Linked DNA regions of Homo sapiens: region 2 is linked to region 1. Evidence: read pairs that join two places in POLR2A ChIA-PET (ENCODE). Cell type or tissue: CD4-positive, alpha-beta T cell. All regions are shown on one strand.

The links. Peaks named below come from ENCODE experiments on the same cell type or tissue, not always from the same donor. Only the 100,000 strongest peaks of a DNase experiment are listed, where the experiment ranks them.
Region 2: POLR2A ChIA-PET joins it to region 1 with 6 read pairs; 4 of 35 experiments call an interaction of 5 or more read pairs at or near these places.

What each region holds. Positions count from the first base shown.
Region 1 is chr13:99,009,927-99,012,426 of GRCh38, reverse strand. It overlaps a transcript of DOCK9 not described here. Among named protein-coding and RNA genes, the nearest start is that of DOCK9, 33 kb to the right of the region's middle. In CD4-positive, alpha-beta T cell, no CTCF peak of the experiment used is centred here; no DNase peak of the experiment used is centred here.
Region 2 is chr13:99,074,436-99,076,935 of GRCh38, reverse strand. It overlaps a transcript of DOCK9 not described here. Among named protein-coding and RNA genes, the nearest start is that of DOCK9-DT, 11 kb to the left of the region's middle. RefSeq lists enhancers at 1,121-1,180, 1,271-1,350. In CD4-positive, alpha-beta T cell, no CTCF peak of the experiment used is centred here; a DNase peak (open chromatin) is centred at 965; H3K4me3 peaks cover 594 bases; H3K27ac peaks cover 1,400 bases.

The sequences.
Region 1 (2,500 bases):
GGGAATGTAACATTCATGAAGGATGGCCTAAAGGGCTCGAGGCCACCCATTCTTCTGAAGACCCTAGATGTCCCAAATATCTATCCATCTGTCAGAGAACCACATGCCTGGTCTGCCTAGTTTGTCCTCAGTGGAATTTCTGTTTCTGATCTAAGCTTTGTGATTTTTTTCTTGCCCTATACTGAAGCACGTCATAAGAAACATACTTAAGAAAATGGAATCTACTATAAGGATGTTATTGAGGGCATTGCTTACTTGCTATTGGAATGGCAAGAGGCACTGTAGTATGGTGGTTAAGAGTGCTGATTCTGGGCTGGGCGCTGTGGCTCACACCTGTAGTCCCAGCACTTTGGGAGGCTAAGGCGGGTGGACAGCCAGGAGTTCGAGACCAGCCTGAGCAACATGGTGAAACCCCGTCTGTACAAAAAATACAAAGATTAGCTGGGCGTGGTGGTGCATGCCAAGTAGCCCCAGCTACTTGGGATGCTGAGGCTGGAGGATCACTTGAGTCCTGGAGGTTGAGGCCACAGTGAGCTGTGATTGCACCACTGCACTCAAGCTCTGTTGACAGAAGGAGACCATGTCTCAGACAAACAAATAAACAAAAAAAGAATGCTGATACTGGAGACAGCCTTTGGGGTTTGAATCCTCTTAAATTCACAACTTAATAGTTGTGTGACTTTGGGTAATTTACTTAACCACTCTGTTCCTCAGTTTCCTTATCTGCTATTTGTAGATAATAATGGTACTTGCCTCATAGGGCTATTAAATGAGTGAGTATGTCTAAAGTTCCTAGGTGATTGTCTTGCACATAAGTGTTAATTGTTAGCTGTTATAATCATTGTCATTTCTGTTTTTTGGTGTTCCTTTTATGAGGAGCCCTGGAATAAATTTCTTCTCTTCATAATATGAATGGTTGTGCTTTTCATGAGGAACTACTTTGTTTTCATTTTATATACAGTCTGGTTCATGTAGCTGATCCCAGCCAAGTCATCAGTTAACTGTTAAAGCTTATTTCCAAACATATGACCAAATTCTAGCAGGTTCTAGGCTTTTTCAAAATGACTTTTATATTGCCCTTCAACTTTGCTTATTTTTTTATATTACCTGCCATTTTATCAGTCTGCTTTTTATCATCTGCTTATTAAAATACTTTTAAATTTTATTATGTATATATGTAAATAACTTTAAATCCTTTTGAAATAAGTTACAATATAAATTAAAAGGTAAGGCCAGGCATGGTGGCACACGCCTGTAGTCCCAGCACCTTGGGAGGCCGAAGTGGGTGGATCACTTGAGGTCAGGAGTTCAAGACCAGCTTGACCAACACGGTGAAACCTTGTCTCTACTAAAAATATAAAAATTAGCCGGGCATGGTGGCACTGCCTGTAATCCCAGCTACTCAGGAGGCTGAGGCAGGAGTGTCACTTGAACCTGGGAGGTGGAGGTTGCAGTAAGCCGAGATTGCACCATTGCACTCCGGCCTGGGCGACTGAGTGAGACCCTGACTCAGAAAGGTAAAAAGGTTAACAGAGAAGCATATAGTGAAGAAAAAGCCTTTTTACCATCACTAAGGATGGCTCTGAAGTAACAAACAGATGTCTTGAGTGCAGGATTTAGCTTTGTAAGGCTAGGGCTGTTCAGGCTCCTACTGGAATTTATATTTAAACAGTGAATCAGCCATATGGTGGGCGCTACATTAGGAGATGTACTTCTCTGGTAGTTGGGGACAGGCTGAATTTCAAGTATAGACACCTACATTTTGACTAGTAATTCTACCACAGTTGAGGGACAAGACTGATTTGGGAAGATCTTATTCCTGAGTGTAGATTTTTCCTAAAGTATTTCCCCTTTTCGGATTAATTGACTGTGTTAGTTCAACTCATTTAGGAAGCAGTCTTGATTGCTTATGTGTGCTGAGTGTACAAAAATGATGGGGACGCTGACACATGGGACACGCAGGTACTGCCTGAGGACAGGAAAGGATAGCTCAGCCTAGAATCTCCAGTGGAGGTTCAGAAGGAAGCTTGGGCTGAAACAAAACACATTGTCAATTCAATTTTTCCTTGTCTAGGCAAGTTTGTGATGGGGCTAGCCTTCTGGCTAGGATTGACCTATTTTACTCATAGCTACCAATATCATATTCCACGTCAAGTAGCTGTGGAAGAATTGAAGAGCTGATGGATTATTCTCAACATGTTCTGTTTTTGCCAATTATAACTGAAGTGGAAGAACTTGCTCGGTTAGAACTTTAACAGCAGCTAGGACCCTGTCAGCTGCTTAATGAAGAGCAGTAATACAGGCAAAGTGCTTGTCACAAGAGGAGAAAATAAACTTGTCTTCAGTTTCTTTTGTGACATGTTGGGATAATGCAGCTGTAATTTTACCCATTGTAAATTAATATTTCTCTCTCTTTTTTTTTTTTTACCTTATGGCCTTAAAACCTTAAAGTTTTTCATGTCTCTGTCATTACAAGATTTCCTAACTGTCTTCAACATGT
Region 2 (2,500 bases), 65 kb before region 1:
GCCTATCCACCCAAACTAAAGCATGCACTGCCTGTTCCTTTCCTTTGACCACTTATCACAATTTATTTATTTATTTATTTTTGTACATTTGCTTAATGTCTTTTTCCCTCCCTGGACTGTTGGTTCACCGTGGTTTTCGCAGGGCCTGGTGCATAGCAGGGGCTCAGTCATATTTTTTGGATGAATGAACAAACCCTGAAGATGCTACATCTGACTCTATATCTTCATTTTATCCTTTTCGTATTTCCTATTACCTCTAATTTCTCTTCCCTGCACCCATTTCTATTTATTTCATCCCAGTTTACCTCCTGCTGCCAGATTAATTTTCCTAATGCACAGGCTCTATCATATCATGAGTTTCTCATTGCTACATATGACTAATTTGCCAATATTTTTGCACATCAGAATGTGTATCACTTTGAGGCTGGTTCTGTGTTTGTTTTAGTTTAGGAAAAGCTGTTCAGATTGTCTGTAAATCCGTATGGGGATCTTTGCATAGGATTTTAAAGCAGCCACACATCTTGTACAAAATGTATAAGATTAATTTTCTATGTTAGGACCATTTGTTTTCACCAATTCCATAGAGCTCCAATGTGTAAAAGAAGACACTGATCTAACTCTTGTGTTAAATATTTAGTAACTCATTTATCTGGAAGAAAGCAAAACAAAACAAAAATACAAGGAATAAAAATCACTGGGAGTGCTTTTCATTCACTGAATAATGAGTTTTGCAAGGAGCACGTGGATGGTGACATTATATCTTTTACATCTTTATTTTCTGTTTCTTTTTTGACTCCTTATCAGTGAATTTATCTTATTTTATACTTTTACTTTCTATTTCTTTCTTGACTCTTTGTTGGTGAATTGGTAGCAAGAGACTTACTGTCTGATCAGAACTTTGAATCTTCCTGCCTCTCTTTCTTTGAGGTTGACAGGGATAAAGATAATTAAGATAGCGCTTGGGTGTGATGACACTGGAAGACAGGCTGGGTCAGGGCCTGTAGTAGAGACTTCCCCCCTCTATTGAATGTTAATCTGAAAGTGAATCTGAAAGCAGATGGTCATGAACTACCCAGGGTCTCCATTAAGCCCATGAAGTTTATTTTAAAACTCTTAAAATAGATTGAGATTCAAATTGAGATTCATGTCTATTTTTTAAACATTGTGTCTTAACAAAGTAGATGTTCAGTCATACAGTTAGGCAAATGTTCTAAGGAAAGATGTTTACCATGCTAAGTTAAAAAAAAAAAAAAGTTATAAATAGTGCCATTGTCTGGGTGCAGTGGCTAACACCTGTAATCACAGCACTTTGGGAGGCTGAGGTGGGGCAATGCTTGAGCCCAGGAGTTTCAGACCAGCCTGGGCAACAAAGTGAGAACCCATCTCTAAAAAAAAGAAAAAAAGGAAAGAAAAAATTAGCTGGGCTTGGTGGCACACACCTGTAGTCCCTAGCTACTCAGGAGGCTGAGATGGCAGGATTGCTTAAGTCCAGGAAGTCATGGCTGCAGTGAGCTCTGATTGAGCCACTGCACTCTAGCCTGGGTGAAAGTGAGACTGTCTCAAAAAAAAAAAAAAAAAAAGTACTACAGCTGACCTTTGAACAACATGGGTTTGAACTCCACAGGTCCACTTATATGCAGATTAAAAAAATAAGTGTATTGTAAACATTTTTGGAGATGTGCAACAATTTGAAAAAACTCACAGATGAACTGCATAGCCGTTGAAGAAATTAAGAAAAAGGTATGTCATTAATATATAAAATAATGTGTAGATACTAGTCTATTTTATCATTTACTACTGTAAATGATACACAAATCTATTATAAAAAGTTAAAATTTATCAAAACTTACCCACACAAACACAGACCATACATGGTGCCATTTACAGTCCAGAGAAACAAATGTAAAGATGCAACATTAAATCATAACTACATAAAATTAACTACAGTACATATTGTACTACTGTAATGATTTCATAGCCACCTCCTGTAGCTTTTGTGGTGAGTGTTGTGTTGTGAATATCCACTTAAAACACCGTGTGACACCAATCATCCCTATGTGAGCAGTTCCTCTTTCCAGTGCTGACCCAAAAAGAAGAAGAGGAGGCAAAATTTAACGTAAGTAGAGAGTTTATTTGGGCCAAGCTTGCTGCAACTCAGGAGCAAAGGTTCAAATTGCCCTGAATATACACTCTGATTAACAGGAGTTACAAGTGGATTTTTAAAGGAAAAGAAGAGGCAGTTTCTGAGTTGTTTACCAAGAATTCACATGAAAACAACATGGGCTATTGATTGGCTCATCTGTTGTTCTTTGTATCACACATTCTGGGAACATGAAGATAATGGGGGAGGCAGCTAGTCAGGAACCAAATGACTTTAAACAGTTGCCGCTGGGCACGGAGTGGGGCGACCCGAAGTCTCATATTCATGTCTCTTCTCTGGGCCTGCATAGTTCACATAGCTCAGACTGCTCCGAGCTGTTTTTCTTTTCTCTCTAGTAAA